2 separate regions of the Homo sapiens genome follow, and region 1 is linked to region 2. Evidence: read pairs that join two places in POLR2A ChIA-PET (ENCODE). Cell type or tissue: GM12878. All regions are shown on one strand. Each heading gives the region's core, and the rest is flanking DNA. Links, peaks and the distances in the headings are about the cores only. Region 1 overlaps RSPRY1 (ring finger and SPRY domain containing 1). Region 2 overlaps CPNE2 (copine 2).

Region 1 (4,807 bases), core at 2,308-4,807, 83 kb before region 2:
CCTAACATTTAAACTGGATCAAAAAAATGCAAGATGTTACAAAATGAGCACATATCTAATCAGAAATAACTAAATTACCTGGGGGAGAGGGATTCTGGAGTAAAACTTGAGTTAAAAGCACTAAGAAAAGTAAAGAATTTATCTTTTACAGAACTACCCCGTACTGAAGTAATTTTTACTTTTCTATAACCTATACTTACCTATATTTTCAGACAGAGAATCTTGGGAGGGATTGTAGCTTGATCATCCCATAGACGGCATTAGAATCACTTAGAGTACTTATTAAAATGCAAATCCCTGGTCCCACTACGAATAGCCAGAATCAGAATTTCTGGGATGCCGGCCCAAGCTTGTGTTTTCTTAAAAGCTCCCCAAGTGACTCTGATGGCAGCCACATTTGGAAATCACTGTGTATAGAACCTACCACAGAACCTGGCACAGCAGGAAGGACACACCGACTGAACTAGGGGGCAAACTGAAATACTAAAGGGCATTTCTTCTTGGGTCAAAAATGTTAATTTCCTTGTCCAGTAAAATGAACTGAGACTATCTTTGAATGCAGTCTTTTGGAGAGGTCAGCCTAAAAAGCCATTAGAATGGTTATATCCATAAGTGACATGTACAGTACATATCAACACAAAGGAAAAAATGGCTCCATATATTTCCCATGAGGTCCATCTTACGAAGCATCAAAATGAACCTAAATGATACGCTGCTTAAGGATATCATCAAGGGTTAAGAGACTGAACGGAATAGAAAATGAGTAAGATGAGATTATATAAAGGCAACACATCTGTAATACCTATATATATATATATATATTTTTTTTTTTTTTTGAGATGAAGTCTCACTCTGTCGCCAGGCTGGAGTCCAGTGGTGAGATCTCGGCTCACTGCAACCTCTATCTCCTGGGTTCAAGTGATTCGCCTACCTCAGCCTCCCGAGTAGCCAGGACTACAGGTGCGTGCCACCACGCTCAGCTAATTTTTTGTATTTTTAGTAAAGACGGGGTTTCAATATGTTGGCCAGGCTGGTCTTGAACTCCTGACCTCATGATCCACCCACTTCAGCCTCCCAAAGTGCTGGGATTACAGGTGTGAGCCACCGTGCCTGGCCAATACCTATATTCTTTACCTTAACTTCAAAGACAACATTAGCTGGTGAAGTCAACTTTGAGACAAAAAAAAAAAAAGCTAGTCACACAATTTAAATACACATCTGTGACAAACATCAACTGATTTAATAATTTTTATCACTGGATGCCAGTGCTTAGTAGAAGGACTCTTCTTACCACCTAAGTGGCAATACTTTTAATATGATTATACTTTTTTATTTTTATTTTTTCAGACGGAGTTCCACTCTCATTGCCCAGACTGGAGTGTAATGGTGTGATCTTGGCTCACTGCAACCTCCATCTCCCCGGTTCAGGCGATTCTCCTGCCTCGGCCACCCGAATAGCTGGGATTACAGGTGCCTGCCACCACGCCTGGCTCATTTTTGTACATTTAGTAGAGATGGGGTTTCACCATGTTCACCAGGCTGGTCTTGAACTCCTGATCTCAGGTGATCTGCCCACCTCGGCCTCCCAAAGTGCTGGGATTACAGGTGTGAGCCACCATGCCCAGCCTAATATTATACTCTCGATAACAATTTTGCTGCAAGAGCATAATTATGATCGAATATTTCCTTTGCAAATCTATTTCTCTGAAGTGTGGTATTATTAATTTTGATTCTTGCCTTTTTAAAAAAGAAACTAAAGACTATTCTCTCCATTTCTATATTATTTATTAGATTTTTACATTTTACATGTTTTTTCATTTTTCTTGGGGGTAAATGAAGCACCTAACGCTTTATATTTTTTTAAAGCTGCTCTGAGACAAAAAAAAATAATCAAACTTAGGGTCTTGGTAAGCTTGGTGTTAAAGCAGTAAGGTTCTGGTACTCACTGTCTTTATAAAACACAGACCTCTACCATCATAAACAGCTCACCATGGAGACATCTGGCCAACTAGTCTAACCCTCTCTGACAAATGGTCCAGGAATCAATGATTCATCTCTTCAAATATTTGCTTGCATTCAGCCATAGTACAGATCAGTGAGAAAGAACACTTTCTTTTCTTTGAAAATAGGACTGCAGAATTACACTGCCTAGGAAGGAAAAGCTGATTACAAGAGTGACCATAAAGAAGAAAAACCAGACTTTGGGCACTAAATTACTATTGTTATAATCTTCACCTTATCATTCCAAAATAGTGTTAGAGGATGTGACTTTTTTTCCAACCCTCCCCCACAAAGGCTAAGTCAAATAGCATGAATAGCAAAATGTGTAACATCCTGAAAATTTTAATGATGTTCTCTCATTAGAAAATGTTTTCGGATTTTTCCCTAAGTGTGTTAAAGAGATAGCTTCTATCATCACATTTACTCCCCACTCCCAATATTTTATTATGAAATTTTCCAAACATACAGAAAATTGAATTAGAGTTCACTGTAAACTGTGAACTATATACCCACCACCTAGATTCTACTACTAACATTTTACTAAACTTGCTTTATCCCCACCACCTAGACTCTACTACTAACATTTTACTAAACTTGCTTTATCGCTATCCATCTCTTATCCATCATTAATCCATTCAGTTTTTTTTACATATTTCAAAGTAAACTATAGGCATCAGTATACTTTCTCTTAAATAATTCAGCATGCATATCACTAATTAGACTTCAATAAACTTCAAGTTTTTAGGAGTCGAATTTACATACACTGAAATGTGCAAATCTTTTTTTTTTTTAAACGGAATCTCATTCTGTTGCCCAGGATGGAGTGCACTGGTGTGATCCCAGTTTACCACAAACTCTGTCTCCCGGGTTCAAGTAATTCTCCTGCCTCAGCCTCCTGAGTAGCTGGGATTATTGGCACATGCCACCACACCCAGCTAATGTTTGTGTTTTCAGTAGAGATGGGGTTTCACCATGTGGGCTAGGCTGGTCTCAAACTCCTGACCTCAAATGATCTGTCCACCTCGGCCTCCCAAAGTGCTGGGATTACAGGCGTGAGCCACCGCACCCGGCTGAAATGTGCAAATCTTAAGCACAGTAACGTGCTGAGTTTTATCAAATGCATATACCTGTGACTCAAACCCTATCAAGATAGAGAACATTATCTAGAAACATATTTGCTTAAAAAAATACAAAAATTAGCCAGGCACAGTGGCGTGTGCCTGTAATTCCAGCTACTTGGGAGGCTGAGGTGGGAAGATCACTTGAATCCAGAAGGTGGAGGTTGCAGTGAGCCGAGATCATCCCACTACCCTCAAGCCTGGGTGACAGAGCAAGACTCTGTCTCCAAAGAAAAAAAAAAAAAAGCCTGCAGAACACCCCAAAGACCACAATCTTCTTACTGAAGATTGTGTTTAAATAGGGAAAATCTCAAGTCAACAATACTGATTTGGTAATGCATGAAGATTACACTTGCCAGCTGAAACAGAAACTACCTAAAGATGTTTCAACAAGAGTGTTTCTGTCTTTAGACTCTAAAGCCTCTGGTATTTCATTGGGGAAGGTAAGAAGGGGGTAGATTGTGAAATATTTGGTTGGAATTTTACTTTTCCCACAAAAAGAAAGGTTGTCTTGATGAGGCGTTTTTACTTGCCTCCCAGATGTCCAAAGCTATCTAACCGTAGGTTTAGGTCACACAGAGTACCATTAACTCCTGAACTGTAACTGTCAAGAAGTCTGGGAAAAGCACTGGATGATTCTGACATTTCCCTTATGCACTGAGGATCTTTAAGAAAGCACACCTTTGAAAGTAGGTATTTTTTTCTGGTTGAAAGACTATCTGAGCAGGGCATGGTGGCTCACACCTGTAATCCCAACACTCTGGGAGGCCAAGGCAGGCAGACAGCTTGAGCCCAAGAATTTGAGACCAGCCTGGGCAACATGGCGAAACCCTGTTTCTACAAAAAATACACAAATTAGCCAGAGTGGCGGCTTGGACCCTATAGTCCAGCTACTGGGAAGGGCAGTGGGAGTGAGGGGTGGGAGGATCGCCTGAGCTGGGGAGGTCGAGGCTGCAGTAAACCATGATCGCACCACTGCACTTCAGCCTAGGAGACAGAGTGAGACCTTAAAAAAAAAAAAAAAAAAAAGAGTCTCTGGAAAAACCTTCCTCTAAAAAGTTGAGAGCTTTTTTAACCTAGTAGCAGTGCATCTGTGGTCAGAAAGAATTACAGAATATAGTCCTGACCTAAAATGGTACAAAGGAGAAAAGACAAATCCTTTCAGCATTCAAATAATTTACTAAAAAATAAAATTTAGGCCTAGGATAGAGTAAGGAATTTCCGGAAGCAAATAATAGTAAAAAAGGGGAAGTAAATAATCCCTGCCTGAAATCTTAAGGATTGAAAAATTTGCCTTGGACTCCCAAAAAATACTAAGGAAGAATTGAGGTAAATGCTTATGACGGTTGCAGTACAGGGAAGAAAAACAAATGTAATATTCCGTAGTACTTGTGGTTTTCCCCCCAGGAGGCCAAATAATAGGAGATCATGTGTTATTCAAATATACACAAATCTGAAGGAAAAGGATTTTTCTATTACAGAAAACTCTCTGCTCTTAAGAAAAGCAAATAAAATATATAAGCAGCATGAATATCAACATTTTCCTTAATGATGTCTACTTTAAATGATGTCTAAAACACTCATACTGCATACTCATTTGGATACTTATTAGACCCTAATATGTATTCAATAAATATCTTAGGTGAATTTATTCTAAAATCTGTAACATAAAGTCTCTCCAAAATATT
Region 2 (15,982 bases), core at 3,305-5,804:
AAGAGACCCGCCTGAGGTCTCCCGCTGCAGTTGGACTCCCACTGCCTGGTTTGCCCCTAGGAAAAGGCATTTTGGAGACAACTGTGGGAGGTTAGCCCCCTAACTCCCTCCTCCAGAGGCATTCCACAGACCCCACCTGCCTCAGGATATGATCTCTGATGGACAGAGTCAAGCTCAGATTCTATGTATTTTCCTTTTGAGACAGGTCTCGATCACGGCTCACTGCAGCCTCAACCTCCTGGGCTCAAGCGATCCTCCCACCTCAGCCTCCTGGGTAGCTGGGACTACAGGCATGCATCACCACGCCTGGCTTTTTTTTTTTTTTTTTTTTTTTTTTGGTAGAGACAAGGGCTCATTATGTTGCTCAGGCTGGTCTCGAACTCCAGGCTCAAGCGATCTTCCCGCCTTGGCCTCCCAAAGTGCTGGGATTACAGGCATGAGCTATAGAGCCCGGCCAATTCTTTCTATTTTTATTGGTTTCAATAGGTAATACACTTACACAGGGTGCAATAATCAAAACAACATAGAGAGGAAAAGTGGGCCACATTGCAAAGTCACCCTCCCACCTGTGTCTGCCCACTGCACTCAGGGGCCAGCATGGTTCGTGCTTCCTGGGTGCAGTGCGAGCGTCGTCCTGTGCAGCGGGGAGCACACATCAGTATGATCTAGTCCTGCTCCTGTGGGGCTAGTTCTTCTCCGCAGATCCACACACCTGCTCTGTGCCCTGGGGACTGTGCCACCTGGCTCTTTTGCCCTCTGGCTTTCAGAGGTTCAGCCAGTTGGGGGGATGGGCAGGAGACGGGAGAGCAGGTGGCGTGAGAGGTGGGGGCCCCCGTTTGATGGGAGCTTCTCCATTACTCTGTCTTCTGCCTCAGTTGCAGTCCAGAGGCCTCCCTCTATGGGCCACAGGTCTTACCAGGCCCTGGCAATGCCACTTCCTCACCCTGCCTTCCTTCCAGGTGAAGGTGGTCAGCTTTCCTCTGGGGCCAAGCCCTGGACTGGTTTCCCCATCCCTTGTCAGTTCCCTGCCCTGTCCACAAGCCCTTAAGCTCTCTTCTCAGTTATACCACAGGGTAGGGACCCTGACTACTGTACCCTGCTTCTTACGCAAAAAGTAGACATCACAACCATGGCAGTCCCTTGCTTTCTGCATGGTCACCATCTCCTGGAAGGCCCCGGGCATTTCAGTCTCCACTAGGACCCCTCAAAGCATTTTCCATTTCATTCCCTTATCAACCATGTAGGCTGGGCAGAGCAGTCATCATAATCCCCAAGGAAAATGTGGGGAAACTGAGGCCCAGAGGGGGATGGGAGCTTATCCAAGGGCATACAGCCATAAGGAATGATTGAGACTTGTGTCAGGGGCGCCTAGCCCCGCTTGCTCCCGGCCTCCAGGAGCTTACCAAGGACTGAGATGGATGGGGAAGTGTGGCCCAGAGAGGGAAAGGAAGTTTCTCAAGGTCACACAGTGAGTCTGCCACAAAGCGGGACTACTGTGGGTGTCTTGGTTGCTGGTCAGATGCTCCTACCCCCAGAGGTCAAGACCACACCTGATTATATCTAACAATCGGAATCCCTGGCCACCTGGGGCCCCAGATCCTGAGAGGCATTCTGTTTGGCTGCCTCTCCAGATGGGAGCTCTTCAGCCCGGCCTTGAACCCGCCAAGACTGTTCCCCACTCTGCATCTGCACTTTGGGACCCACCCAGGAAGATGGGGCTAGGGAAAGACAGCACGAGAAGAGACTTTTTGAGGGGTTGCCCGGTCTTTGGGCCCCTGCTCCCACCCAGGAGGGCCCAGCTCACCGTGCCCAGGCTGCAGGAGAACTGGCCCAGGAAGTCATGCTCGTCCAGCCGCATACTGGACTTGTCCTGGTCAAAGAGCGCGAACTTGAGCTTCTGTACCTCCTCGAAGTGGTAGTCAAGCACGAACTTCTTGGAGAAGGCGGGGTTGAGGTTGTTGATCGCGGTTTCTGTCCTGTCGTACTAGCAGAGGGGCAGGAAAATGGAAGTCAGAGTCAAGGCAGCTGGTCCAAGACCTCGCAGGCTGCTGGAAATCATTCTGCTAACTTGTACAATGCCTACTCTGTGCCAGGCTCTTGTGGTCATCGTCAGTGACTCACTATCCCCAGCTCACAGACAAGGACACTGAAGCACAGAGAGGTTAAGTGACTTCCCCAGGGCTGGACAGCTTGTGGAGCAGGGCCGAGATTTGAAACCGAGGTCTGACTCTGCTACCCACACTCTTAATTCTTTGGCCCTGGCTCCCTACCCAGGTGCCAGGGTAAGAGCTCAGGCCCTGCCCCTGCCTGGGTAAGAGATGGAGGACAAGGCCCTTTCCCCATCTGGGCCTCCGTTTCCACCTCTGTAAAGGGAAAGGATTTGACTACTTGCGGTTTTCACTTTTTATTTTGGGAAAACCCTTTTTCAAACCATGTTTTACATGGAAACTGAGAGAGGAAACAGAAAGCAGGGAGGATTCTTCGGGGGAGGTGGGGTCAGGGACTCCCCACGGGAGCGCGGGGAGATATTTGTATCTTGTATAGAATCCTGACACTGTGCAGCCCAACACCCCACCTACTGTGGATACCAAAGCCTGGCTGAGGACAGGGCCTGGTACTGTGGGTCAGTGGTGGCACTGGGACAGGAAACCCGCCTCCTGGCCTCTGGATGCTGAGGCCCCAAACCGCGGAGTCTGGGTGACAGTCTATTTTGGGGCCCAGGCTGTGTTGACTTTTCCTCCCACCCAGTCCATTTCCAAGGGCTGGAGCAGCAGGGACGGAGGAGGTCTTGGCCCTGGGCTATTTTTAGCCAGGGTGGCTGGCCTGGGTGGGGGCAGAGGTTGTCAGGGAGGGTGGGGGATTGTGCTATGAGTCAGGGGGATACCACTCCCTCGGGGCACTCAAGGGTTCTAGAGACCTGGTGGAAGGGAACTGTGCCCCCAGACATGCCTCTCACAGGCTTGTGGCTCCCCCAGGAGTCCTCAGCTGGCCCCATGTCCCACCTCCCACTTACAGTTGTACCATCAACAAGCTGGGTGACACAAAAAAGTCCCTACCCACTCTGGGGCCCCTGTTTCCCCCTCTGTAAAGTGGGTCAACAATCCCACACCGTTTTCTTGGCATCACAAGAAGGAGCCAACATCCATGGGAACTCTTTGTAAACCACAGTATGTTCAGGTGAACTCCCACCGTGGCCTAGTTAAATATCCATTAAAAAATACACACATATTTTGGGAAATATACATGCATATAAAGCCATCTGGAAGGCTGGATACCAAACGGTTAACAGTGGTTCTCTATGACAGGTGGGTTCCTAACAATTTTGATTTTCTCCTTTAGGTTTATCTGGATTCTCTACATTTACTCCAATAGTTTCCTTTTGCAAAAGCAAAGCAAGTTTTAAAACCTGAAGGTCTGAACAGCTTAGGTTTCTCAACATCCTTCCTCAAGCTGCAACTCTTTCCAACCTTCAAGCCAAAGTCTTCCAGCTCAGAAGTCCTTGCCTGGGGCACCATTAATATCCCCAGATCTGGGGCCTTCCAAGGGAGTCAGCAGAAAAAAAATATATAATAATTTCACAGATGAGGAGACAGGTTCAGAAAGGGACAGCTACTTGCTTAAGGCCACACAGCAGGGAGTAGCATCACTGGGCCTTGGACCAGCTCCCAAAGCCTGAGCTCACTGTTTCTCTGTTTCTTACTGACCATGTGTTCATTTAGAAAGGTTATTTAAAAGCGGAAGCAAACATTTCATAAAACTATAAAATGTTAACTATATATAACAATTTATAACAAGATGGGGCGTGGTGGTTCATGCCTGTAATCCCAGCACTTTGGGAAGTGGAGGCAGGTGGATTGCTTGAGGTCAGGAGTTCAGGACCAGCCTCGCCAACATGGCGAAAACCCATGTCTCTACTAAAAATACAAAAATTAGCTGGGCGTGGGGTGCACACCTGTAGCCCCAGCTAATCGGGAGGCTGAGGCAGGAGAATTGCTTGAGCCTGGGAGGCAGAGGTTGCAGTGAGCTGAGATCTCACCACTGCACTCCAGCCTGGGGGACAGAGAGATTCCGTCTCAAAAAAAAAAAAAAGATATCAAATAATCACTATAAATCATATAAATATAAATCTATAGATTTTAATTGTAATAATTTAAACACAAAGTAATATTTTAAATATATTTAAAATAAAATTTCATTTTAAGAGTAACAATTTACCAAGTAATCCCCTGCCACCAGCCCACACTCCAACTACTTCCATCAGACATCCTGGATCCCAGTCCTGGGAGACTCCCCCTCCCCAGCAGCCTAGCCACCCCCTTACCCACCGCAGACACACGGAAGAGCCTCACCTCGATCCATCTGCCATTGTTCTCTGTAAAGAGGACACAGAAGGGGTCGGACTTGGAGGTAACATCCCGGTCCAGTAGGTTCTGGCCACTCACTGACAGCTCCACCTTGCACACGCAATACTGGGGGCCCATGGGGGCTGCCCCCGCTGCTGGGGCACCCCCACTGGGTATGTGGGCCATGGGAGCCGGTGGCGGTGGCAGGAGTTCCTGGCAGTCTAGGGGAACAGAAGTGAGGGTCAGAGAGTGGACAGACACCTGCTATGCTGCCCCACCATAGGGAGGCATTACCACCTGGCCTTTAAGAGGTGAGTGGAGAGATGGAAGGCAAATTGAGGCGGGTTGTCAAATAACATAGGCAAAGGTTTGAAGAAAGAAGAATGCAAGGAAATGCATGAAAAGGGAGTCTCAGCTGAGCGCAGTGGCTCACGCCTATAATCTCAGCACTTGGGGAGGTCAAGTGCCTGGAAGCCCGGAGTTCAAGACCAGCCTGGCAACAAGGAGGATCCTGTCTCTGCAAAAAATATTTAAAAATCAGCTAGACATGGTGGTGCGTGCCTGTGGTCCCAGCTACTTGGGAGGCTGAGGCAGGAGGATTGCTTGAGGCCAGTAGTTCAAGGTTGCAGTGAGCCGTGATTGCACGTCTCTGCACTCCAGCCTAGGCGACAGAATGATACCATCTCAAAAAAAAAAAAAAAAAAGAAAAGAAAAGAAAAAAGAGTCTCTGTCTCTGGTAGCTGTGTTAAATTTGTCTTTGAAGTTTTTCTCTGCTGTGGTCAGTCTTCACCTGTAAGGATGCACAGCTCCTTGTGTGTTGCTCCGTCACATGAGCAACAAATCACAGTGGACATGGGTGTCTCAGATACTAATTGTGCCAGGAAAACCTGGGCTTCTCCTGAGCAACTAGCATGTTGGCATCTTGTGGCCACAGTGGAGCTGACAACTGCTCAGGCTTCTCTCCTTCCTACTTTGGCCACTAGGAAGCTCACTTCTGGTAACGTCAGAGGCGTTTAAACCAGAGCAACTCCATCTTGAATAGGAACTGGGTAAAATAAGGCTGAAACCTACTGGGCTGCATTCCTAGATGGTTAGGCATTCTGGGTCACAGGATGAGATAGGAGGTCAGCACAAGATACAGGGCATAAAGACCTTGCTGATAAAACAGGCTGCAGTAAAGAAGCCAGCACCAAAACCAAGACGGCCATGAGAGTGACCTCTGGTCGTCCTCACTGCTACACTTCCACCAGGGCCATGACAGTTTACAAATGCCATGGCAACATCAGGAAGTGACCCTATATGGTCTAAAAAGGGGAGGCATGAATAATCTGCCACTTGTTTAGTATATCATCAAGAAATAACCATAAACATGGGCAACCAGCAGCCCTTGGGGCTACTCTGTCTATGGAGTAGCCATTCTTTTATTCCTTTACTTTCTTTTTTTTTTTTTTTTGAGGCAGAGTCTGGCTCTGTCACCCAGGCTGAAGTGCAGTGGCATGATGTCAGCTCACTGCAACCTCCACCTCCTGGGTTCAAGCAATTCTTCTGCCTCAGCCGCCCGAGTAACTGGGACTACAGGCACCCACAACCACGCAAGGGTAATTTTTGTATTTTTAGTAGAGACGAGGTTTCACCACATTGACCAGGCTGGTCTCAAACTCCCGACCTCAGGTGATCCACCCACCTGGGTCTCCCAAATGTGCTGGGATTACAGGCATGAGCCACCGCGCCTGGCTATTCCTTTACTTTCTTAATAAATTTGCTTTCACTTTATGGACTCGTCCTGAATTTCTTCTTGCACAAGATCCAAGAACCCTCTCTTGGGGTCTGGATCGGGACCCCTTTCCTGTAACAGTAACATTAAAAATTCACCCTTGTTCATTGTCTATCACCTTCACCCTGTATCTCTAGCTCATACACAATGACTGGTGCACAGGAAGCATCCAGTATATACTTGCTGAATGAAAAAAGGATGAGTGTATAAATGAATGAATGGACAAACCCTCCATATGCCTCAGATCCTGCCAGCATTGGTCCTTATCTTCAACACACAATTTACCCTTTCACTCATATACAATTTCCCAAAATTCTGTGCCCTGGGCCTCAAGTATCTTCCTCCAGTCAAGGTTAATTACTGACATGTGATCAGTCGAAGGACTTCTGTTTTCCTTTGAGTGCAAGGTGTGAGTGAGACTGGAGCAACCCATCTCAAGGGGTGGAGGGGGACCTAGGTCACACCCATCACAGGCCCAGCAGACAAGTCCTCTGGCTTTCTCTGCCTCAGTTTCCCATCTGCCCATGAGACATCAGGACACAGCCCTTTGAGCCTCCTGTGGTCAGGTCTCATTTCCACTGGCATGTGTGCATTTAACACTGGCCCTGTCATCCCAGTGGTTGAACCTAGCCCCTAAACACCTACCCAACAATGGCCAGGTTCCAACTCCCTAATACTTTGTCCTCCTGAGGCTAAGTGGTTTACTGACCCTGAACTTCTCCAGTGGAGGGAAGTAAGTGGGGGTGGTGGGTGGGCCCCCTCTGGGAACACAAATCCAAGTCACTGTGCTTGTGAGCACTAATTGAGCATGTCACCTGAACAATGTCACTAATCCTCACTCAGTCTTACGAGGCAAGTATAGTAATATAATTTTCCAGAGGAGGAAACTGAGGCTTTCATTCACTCTAGAGGGTGTACTGAGCATCTATTAGGTCCCAAGAACTGTCCCAGTGCTGGGAATGCTACAGTAAGAAGACTGCTCTCGGCTGGGCATGGTGGGCTCATGCCTGTAATCCCAGCACTTTGGGAGGCCCAGGCAGGTGGATCACTTGAAGTCAGGAGTTCAAGACCAGCCTGGCCAACATGGTGAAACCCCATCTCTACTAAAAGTACAAAAATTAGCCAGCATGGTGGCGTGCACCTGTAGTCCCAGCTACTCGGGAGACTGAGGCAGGAGAATTGCTTGAACCCAGGAGGTGGAGATTGCTGTGAGCTGAGATCGCGCCACTGCACTCCAGCCTGGGCAACAGAGCAAGACACTGTCTCAAAAAAAAAAAAAAAAAAAAAAAGATTGCTCTGTCTTAGCCCGTGCAGGGCTCACAGTCCAGTCTGGCAGGAACACAATGAGGGAGCAGGGAGAGTGGCCAGGACCTGCAGGAGCTGTGGGCTCTGATAGGGTGTCTGAGTTTCATTCTGAGAGCAATGGGAAGTCTTAGAAGCAGAGAACTGACATTATCTGATTTGCGTTTTTAAAAGCTTACTTGGCCCCTTGTGGGGAGAAGGGGTTGTCAAGCTAAGGAGAAGTAGCAGAGAGACCAGTGAGGAGGCAGCTGCTGTCCTCCAGGCAGGAAGGATCGAGCCACCATCACTATGCTGGGTCCACTCCTCCTCTCTTTCACCCAGGCCACGGTGCACTCTGGAGCGCCAGCCTCTTGCTGGGCAGATGCAGTCCCCTGCAAGCCCCGGTCTGCAGGAGGCCAGGGTGAGAGTGGGGCTGGCAGCGGAGACCTCCCAGCTTCCCCTCCAGATCCAGTGTTCCCCGGACATGCCTGGCAGGGGAAAAATCTGGACAACGATGAAGCTGGTCCTCAGCCCCCTCCCTCCCAGCCTTTGTTCCTAGAACCTTGTTATAATCACACGAGCTCAGAGCATCAGGACAGCACTACAATTTGCCTGCAGGATTTATTCTTGTGTAAAAATCAGTTTCCACTGGAGGAGCTGGTGAACTGCGTTCACTCTTACTGTGTGCAGCTGGGCAGCTGTGCCAAGTTGGGGTGGGGTGGGGAAGGGGGCAGACAGGGATGTCCAAAGTCTTGCTGTGTGGCTGAGAGCGCCTTCCCATGCCTGCAGGACAATTGCCCCCATTTTAGAGATGAGGAAACTGAGGCCCAGAGAGTAAAAGTCACTTGCTTGAGGTTACAGGGCCAGGAAAAGGCAGAGACAGGATGTGAATCAGGTCTCCCAGGCCAATGCTTGGCCTTTTGCCAGGGTGGGGAGATTGCTGAACATTGTGGGACCTAGGCAGGGACAGCCAGGACATCAGCCAGGCCAGGGGAGCCTGAGGCTAAGCGGGCAGGTTGTGATCAGGGCTGGGGAAGCCAAGGGCATTCCCCCATTTGAACACACACCCAGGATGGGCCCCAGAGTATCCAAGTTCACCAGTTCCTCTGGGTCACCCAGTCCACACCCCTGCATCTCCCACCATTGCTGGCGAGGTGGATTCTAGCTCACCTACCCCCTCCTCACTTCACAGGCCCCCTCTGTGACATGTTAGATGCCACCTGGGCCACCATCTCCTGCTGCCAAATCAGACACTTCTCTTCTCATCCTGAGGGTGTCAGGCACACACGCCCAGATTCACCTGCTTCCTTGTCCATTTACACACGTGTGGTCACATATACACACATACACATACGCACCCAGACTGACAAATACAATGACAGATGCTCATATGAACACTCTGGGGTCACCTCCTTCTGTCCCCATCACTACCCTACCCCCGCCCCTCTGCCTCATCCAAGCCCCATTATCTTGCCTTGGTTACTATACCAGCCTCCTGCCTTTCCCTCCCTCCAGCCTGACTGAGGGCGTGGGCAGGAGGGACAGGTCACAGGGGCAGGGGGCGGTGGCTGGGCCAGGAGCCCCCAGCTCACTGCAACTCCACCTGGATCGGCTCAGGCCCTGGCTAGAGTGAGCAATGGGTGGGTGGGAAGGGAACTCCTCCCCGAGCCAGGGGCAGGTCCTCCCATCTCCAACTCACCCTCTGGCTGGAAGCTTCTGGATCCCCGAAACGGGGAGCACATGATGTCTGGAGTTGGGGCAGGCGGGGGGAAGAGTGGGTCCCTCTGCGCCAGCCCAGCAGCAGCCAGGCGTACTGGACCCTGAGGCCTGACGCAATGGAAAAAGAAACTACAGCTTAGGCTGGGCCAGGGGCCCCCTCCCCTCCTACCCCAGCAGGAGGGCAGGCAGGCAAGGTGTCATTAAGGGAGGGCTGGGCCTGCCATGCGCATCTGGGCACGATGGAAACACCTCTGGGGCAGCCCCCACCCCATAGGTAATTTGAGGTTTCAGGCTGGGGGATGGGATGGGGAGCCAGGGCCTGCTTAAAGCATGGTCCTGACTCCTGGCACAGATGGGCACAGCCCTTCTGGGGTGACCAGACCCCCCAGGCAAGGAGCTTGGAGAGGGGTTTATGAAACTAGTGGTCTCTTTTACAGATGGGTCAACTGAGGCAAAGAGAGGACAGGACTTGGGAATTCCCAGGCACTGATTCATTGGTTCATTCAACAAATACTCCCTGAGCACCCCGGGGCTATGCAGTTAATAAAACACACAGGAGCCAGTGGTGGCTCACACCTGTAATCTCAGCACTTTGGGAGGCTGAGGTGGAAGAATGGCTTGGGCCCAGGAGTTTGGGGCTGCGGTGAGCTGTGATTGTGCCACTGCACTCCAACCTGGGCGATAGAGCAAAACCCTGTCTTAAAAGTTAAAAAAAAAAAAAAAACCGGACACATAGGATTCAGCCCTCACAGGGTCCACTGACCCCAGCGAGGAGGCATCTTGCCCTTAGGCAGGACAGGCTTGGACATTGGTGCTGAGCCACAGGCCTAGAACATCACGGTTTTAGCCAGAAAACTAGGAATTCATCGTCCTTAATCTCCTTTTATCTTCACCTCCTATATGCCACCAGTGCTGCTGATTTCACCTTCAAGCTGCATTCAGCATCCGTCCTCTCCCCACTTCCACTATGTCAGCCCAGCCAGGCTCCCATCATCTCGTGCCCAGACACACCCTGACCCATAACAGGAATCTCTGATGCAAGCTCAGCTGCACTCTCTTTTCCACACCAGAGCCAGAGGGAGTCTTTAAACCTAGAAGTCAGATGCCACCATGGCTCTACCTGAAAGTCTTCCTGTGACCTCCTCATCCAGGTCACACAAACCCCAAATCGTGCCCAGGATGACAGGACCCTGCCTGACCTGTCCCCACTTCCTGCCACCCTCCCCCTCGCTTGCTTCCTTTGGCCCAGCTGCACTGGCCTCCCTTTGCTGTCAGGCTCTCTCCTGCCTCAGGGCCTTAGCACTTGCTGTTCCTTTTTCCAGGAATGCCTTTCTTCACAGGAAAGGTCTTACTTGTCAGCTTAATATCACATCCTCAGAGGCCTTCCCTGATCACCCAGGCTGATGTAATCTGTCTCCGCTCCATGCTGCTTCCTTCACAGATCACTGCAATGTACAATCGTTTTACATATCTGTCTATGTACCTGTGTCTGTCTGCCCCGTCCCTCAGGAGGACATCATCACTGTTTCCCCAGCACCTATGGCCGTATCTGCATATGTGAGCACCTAATCAATGAGGAAGGTGGGGGCTCGTCAGGCAGGCTCCATCATCAGCAGCCCCAGAGCAATCATAGCCACCTCCCCCTGCACACATCACTTGAGAGAATCACAGGCAGCTTCTCAAACCCTAGGGTCTGAGAGGCCAGCAGGAGAGGGACTGTGTCCTACTTCACAGGGGTGGAAACTGAGGCCCAACAAGAGGCAGTGGTTTTTTTAAGCCAGGGAAGGATGGTGACTAGGCCCAGAGCCAAGGCTGCCATCACTCCATCCTTCCCACTTTGGCTCTGCCATTTAACTGCTCTGTGACCTCTGGCAAGTTCCTTCAACTCCCTATGTCTCAGTTTCTCCCTCTGTAAAATGGGAACAAGAGTGCCTTCCGGCCGGGCGTGGTGGCTCACACCTGTGATCCCAGCACTTTGGGAGGCCGAGGCAGCTGGGATCACCTGAGGTCAGGAGTTCAAGACCAGCCTGGCCAACATGGTGGAACCCCATCTCTACTAAAAATACAAAAATTAGCTGGGCGTGGTGGTGTGTGCCCTTAATCCCAGCTACTCGGGAAGCTGAGGCAGGAGAATTGCTTGAACCTGGGAGGCGGAGGTTGCAATGAGCCTAGATTGCACCACTGCACTCCAGCCTGGGTGAGAGAGCAAGACCCCATATCAAAACAAAAACAAAAAACAACAACCAAAAAAGAGTGCTTTCCTAGGTGTTGTGAGGATTCAGTGAGGTAAAGCACTTGGAACAATAGGTAGCTTTTGCTATGATCAGTGATTCTTAATGGCTGTGAGGAGAAAGTAGCCCTGGCCCCACCGCGATGTAGAACCCGGGAACCAGCTATAGTGTAAAGGAGCTCACTGTCGGGGAGGAGCTGCTGGGCCGGCTGGGTGGGGGGACCTCCAACTTAGAAATGGGCGGAGAGGAGGGGACAGTGAGAGAGGCAGGCACAGGGAAGCAGATGGCCCAGGAGGAGGCCTGGTAACCCCGAAGGGGAGAAGAGCTGCTGGATGGTGAAGGGCAGGCCTGAGGTGGCCAGGGAGGCAGCCCCCATTCCAGAGGCTGGTGGAGAGGAGGAGCTGGGACCACAGTGGGATGTCCTGTCGTAAATTCTAGCAAGGGCACCGTGTGCTGTCAGAAAAGCACATGCAACTTGATGTGTAGAAAAGGGAAAAACAGGCCAGGTGTGGCAGCCCACGCTTATGATCCTAACACTTTGGGAGGCTGAGGTGGGAGAACTGCTTGAGGCCAGGAGTTTGAGGCCAGCCTGGGGCAACACAGTGAGATCCTGTCTCTACAAAAATAAAAAATAAAAAAATTAGCCAGGTGTGGTGGTACACACCTGTAGCTACTAGGGAGCCTGAGGCAGGAAAATTACTTGAGCCTGCAAGGTCAAGGCTGCAGTGAGCTGTGATTGTGCCACTGCGCTCGAATCTGGGTGACAGAGTGAGATCCTGTCTCTCAAAACAAAAAAAGAAAGAAAAAAATAGATTCTGTTTTGCTGGTGGCAGTAACAAAGAAAGGGGCGTGGTTGCCTGGTCACGGTCAGTACCAGGCATTAGTTAGGAACCCATTATGTGAGGTCTGAATCCCCAGCAATTCTTAATGTCTGGGGAAGAGGGGAAAGTAGATAAAAAATTTGGGGGATGTGTAAAGTTAACAGTTTACATAAAGGGGGCGAGGTTAAAACTGATTGAGAGGGCCGGGCATGGTGGCTCATACCTGTAATCCCAGCACTTGGGGAGGCTGAGGCGGGCGGATCATCCGAAGTCGGGAGCTCAAGACTAGCCTGGCCAACAAGGTGAAACCCCATCTCTACTAAAAATACAAAAATTAGCCAGGCATGGTGGTAGGTGCCTGTAATCCCAGCTACTTCAGAGGCTGAGGCAAAAGAATTGCTTGAACCTGGGAAGTGGAGGTTGCAATGAGCTGAGATCGTGCCACTGCACTCCAGCCTGGGCAACACAGGGAGACCCTCTCTCAAAAAAAAAAAAAAGAGAAATAAATAAAAACAAAAAACTGATTGAGAAACACGGCTCTAGGCTCTCCCTCCAGGCTGGTGGACACAGCATAGGGAAGCCCAGAGAGACCATGGTAGTGACGGGGGACTAGGGATTGAATTATGGGCTTGGATACACAGCCCTCAAGGTCTTCGAGGTGGGGCCCACTCCTGGGTGCTGTGGCTTCTGGGACCCTCAGGGCCTCCAAGTCCTTCTGCACCCAGCATATCCTGGCAGTGGGGTCTCATCTCTGATAGCAGAGGCTCCTGTGGTGGCTCAGAGCTGTCACCACGTGTGGTTTCCAGATGGGTCACCTACGCATCTCCCCGGAGCCTGCTAGAAATGCAGCACCAAGCGGGTGCGGTGGCTCACTCCTGTTATCCCCGCACTTTGGGAGGCCGAGGCAGGTGGATCTCGAGCTCAGGAATTTAAGCCCAGCTGGGCAACATAGTGAAACCCTGTCTCTACAAAAAATGGCAAAAAAAAATTAGCTGGGCATGGTGGCATGTGCCTGTAGTCCCAGGTACTTGGGAGGCTGAGATGGGGGGAATCACCTAAGCCCGGGAAGTCAAGGCTGCAGTGAGCCGTGATCATGCCACTGCACTCCAGGCTGGGCAACAGAGTGAGACCCTGTCTCAAAAAAAAAAAAAAGAAAAAGAAATGCAGCACGCTGGGCCCACCCAGACCTGCTCTAGCAGAAGGCCTAGAGTGGTGCCCGTAGGCCTGTGTTTTAACATGCTCTGCTGGTGGTTCTGATGTGGGCTAAGTATACACAAATCACAGGTTAGCTGAGTACGTGGGGCATCTTGTTCAAATACAGATTGTCATCCAGCAGGTCTGGGGAGGGGCCTAAAATTCTGTGTTTCTAACAAGCTACAGCTGATGCTGGGGCTGCCCCCCTGGAACCACACTTTGAGACACGAGGCTACAGATCAGAAGTTGCAATGTGGCCACCCCATGGCTGACCACACCCCAGGGATGGCTCTAGTGTAGTTGGATTTGGCATAATGAGGCAGGTGTCACACTTGGTCTCCATACAAGCCCTGCTGGCTTCACACACCGAGCTTCCAGCCAGGTCTCTGTAGACTTCTGAGTTTGCAACCTCTAGTCTGGATGAGAATGCTCTGTTAACCAGAACCCTCAGCTAACAAGACACCCATTCCCTACGGGCCCTGATGGCTGCTAAGTTTACTGAACTTTTGGGGGGTTGGAACGTATCTTGAATGCATCCAGGTCTAAATTGCCTCCTTCATCCCATTTCCCAGATGAGAAGATCCAGGAAGATAAATGGCAACCATATTAGTCCAGGTTTTCTGGAGAAACAGAACCAATAGGATATCTATCTATGCAGAGAGAGAAATGTATTTTCAAGAATTAGCTCATGCGATTGTCGGGGCTGGAAAGTCCAAAATCTGTAGGGCAAGCCAGAAGGCTGGAAACCCAGGCAGGGTTTCTATGCTGCAGTCTTGGGGCTGAATTCCGTCTTTGAGAAACCTTAGTCTTTGCCCTGAAGGCCTCTGATCAATTGAATGAGGGCCACACATAATGGAGGGTAAGCTGCTGGACTCAAAAGTCTACTGATTTAATGTTAACTGCATCTAAAAACTACCTTTATTTGACCAAACAACTGGTCACCAAAGCCTTGCCAAGCTGACACATAAAATTAACCATCATAGCAATCTTTAGTTCCTAGGAGATCTGTCATGGGGCAGGAAAACAGGGTGTTAGGGCAGGAGCTCTGGGCTAGCCCTTCTTAAGTGTGGGAGCTCAGAGAGCCCACCCCCACCCTGTCAGCTGCAAGAGAAGGGTGAAGGTGGGTGTGGCCATGCTGATGGAGAGATAACCATAATAAAATGAGAATAATAATGCCTGTCCCAGGTCCTTGAAATTCTATAGCTTCACAACATCCCCAAATGAGGTGTTATCATCAGCACTCCCATTCTCCAGGTGAGTAAACCAAGGCTAGGAAGTTGAATCACTTACCCACATGGTTCTGGTCCTCTGGCTCCCAGCCCAATACCACTCTACCTATTGGGCCTCCACTAATGTGACTCTGGACAAGTCATTGGTCCTTCTGTGTCTCAGTTTAGTTTTCTCATCCAACACATGGAAATTACAAAATGCTTGACGCACTGCAGATACTGGCTCAAAATGAGAAAAACCTCTCCATGGCTTTCGGCTGTTCTCAGGACAACATCCAGGTTCCCTGATGAAGCTCTCAAAGTCCCCTCCCTCACACTTTTGGCTCTAGCTCTGCTGTTTGCCACACACAGTTTCAGCAAGTATTTTTCGTGCCTCCCTAATTCTGCATATGCTGTTCCATCTGCCTGGAATGCCCTTCCCCCTTCTTCACTTAGTGATTTCTTTCTTCAAACTCAGCTCAGTAAAACCAAATGCAGCCGGGCATGGTGACTCATGCCTGTAATCCCAGCACTTTTGGAGGCTGAGGTGGGCGGATCACTTGAGGTCAGGAGTTCGAGACCCAGCCAACATTGTGAAACCCCATCCCCACTAAAAACACAAAAACTAGGCAGGGCATGGTGGCTCACACCTGCAATCCCAGCACTTTGAGAGGCCGAGGCAGGTGGATCACAAGGTCAAGAGATCAAGACCATCCCGGCTAGCATGGTGAAACCCCATCTCTACTAAAAATACAAAAATTAGCTGGGCGTGGTGCACGCGCCTGTAGTCCCAGCTATTCGGGAGGCTGAGGCAGGAGAATCGCTTGAATCCAGGAGGCAGAGGTTGCAGTGAGCCGAGATCGCACCACTGCACTCCAGCCTGGCAACAGCAAAACTCCGTCTCAAAAAAAAAAAAAAAAAAAAATCAAAAATTAGCCGGACATGGTGGCGGATGCCTGTAATCCCAGCTACTCAGCAGGCTAAGGCAGGAGAATCACTTGAATGGGGGTGGGGTGTGGAAGTTGCAGCAAGCTGAGATCGCGCCACTGCACTCCAGCCAGGGCAACAGAATGAAACTGTCTTAAAAAAAAAAGCACTATGCACCCACCCCCACCCCCAGGACGGCCAAAATTTTAAAAAGCTGACCATACCATGTGTTGGCAATAATGCAGAGCAACTGGAACACACACAGGTTGCCAGAGGGAGTGGAAATTGGTGCAACCACTTAGGAGAAACATTAGTGCCCAACGAAAACACTCACGTATGTTCACCCAAAGATACACACAGGAATGTTCATGGCAGTGCTAATCCAAATAATCCCAACTGGAACTCCCCACCCAAACCCCCATGATTGGAAGAAGGGAGACATAACTGGTGAATGAACACACAGCAGACCACATACAGCCAACTT

The links. Peaks named below come from ENCODE experiments on the same cell type or tissue, not always from the same donor. Only the 100,000 strongest peaks of a DNase experiment are listed, where the experiment ranks them.
Region 1: POLR2A ChIA-PET joins it to region 2 with 10 read pairs; 9 of 35 experiments call an interaction of 5 or more read pairs at or near these places.

Annotation. Positions count from the first base shown.
Region 1 is chr16:57,192,050-57,196,856 of GRCh38, reverse strand. The region is part of intron 1 of RSPRY1 (ring finger and SPRY domain containing 1); the gene reads right to left. Among named protein-coding and RNA genes, the nearest start is that of RSPRY1, 8.1 kb to the right of the region's middle. In GM12878, for the core only: no CTCF peak of the experiment used is centred there; no DNase peak of the experiment used is centred there; H3K4me3 peaks cover 475 bases; H3K27ac peaks cover 888 bases.
Region 2 is chr16:57,099,290-57,115,271 of GRCh38, reverse strand. CPNE2 (copine 2) reads right to left here. Exons shown (of 16, transcript NM_152727.6): 2 at 4,350-4,564; 3 at 1,805-1,984. The coding sequence starts at 4,529. Among named protein-coding and RNA genes, the nearest start is that of CPNE2, 15 kb to the right of the region's middle. RefSeq lists enhancers at 1,873-1,922, 9,311-9,910, 11,190-12,145. In GM12878, for the core only: no CTCF peak of the experiment used is centred there; no DNase peak of the experiment used is centred there.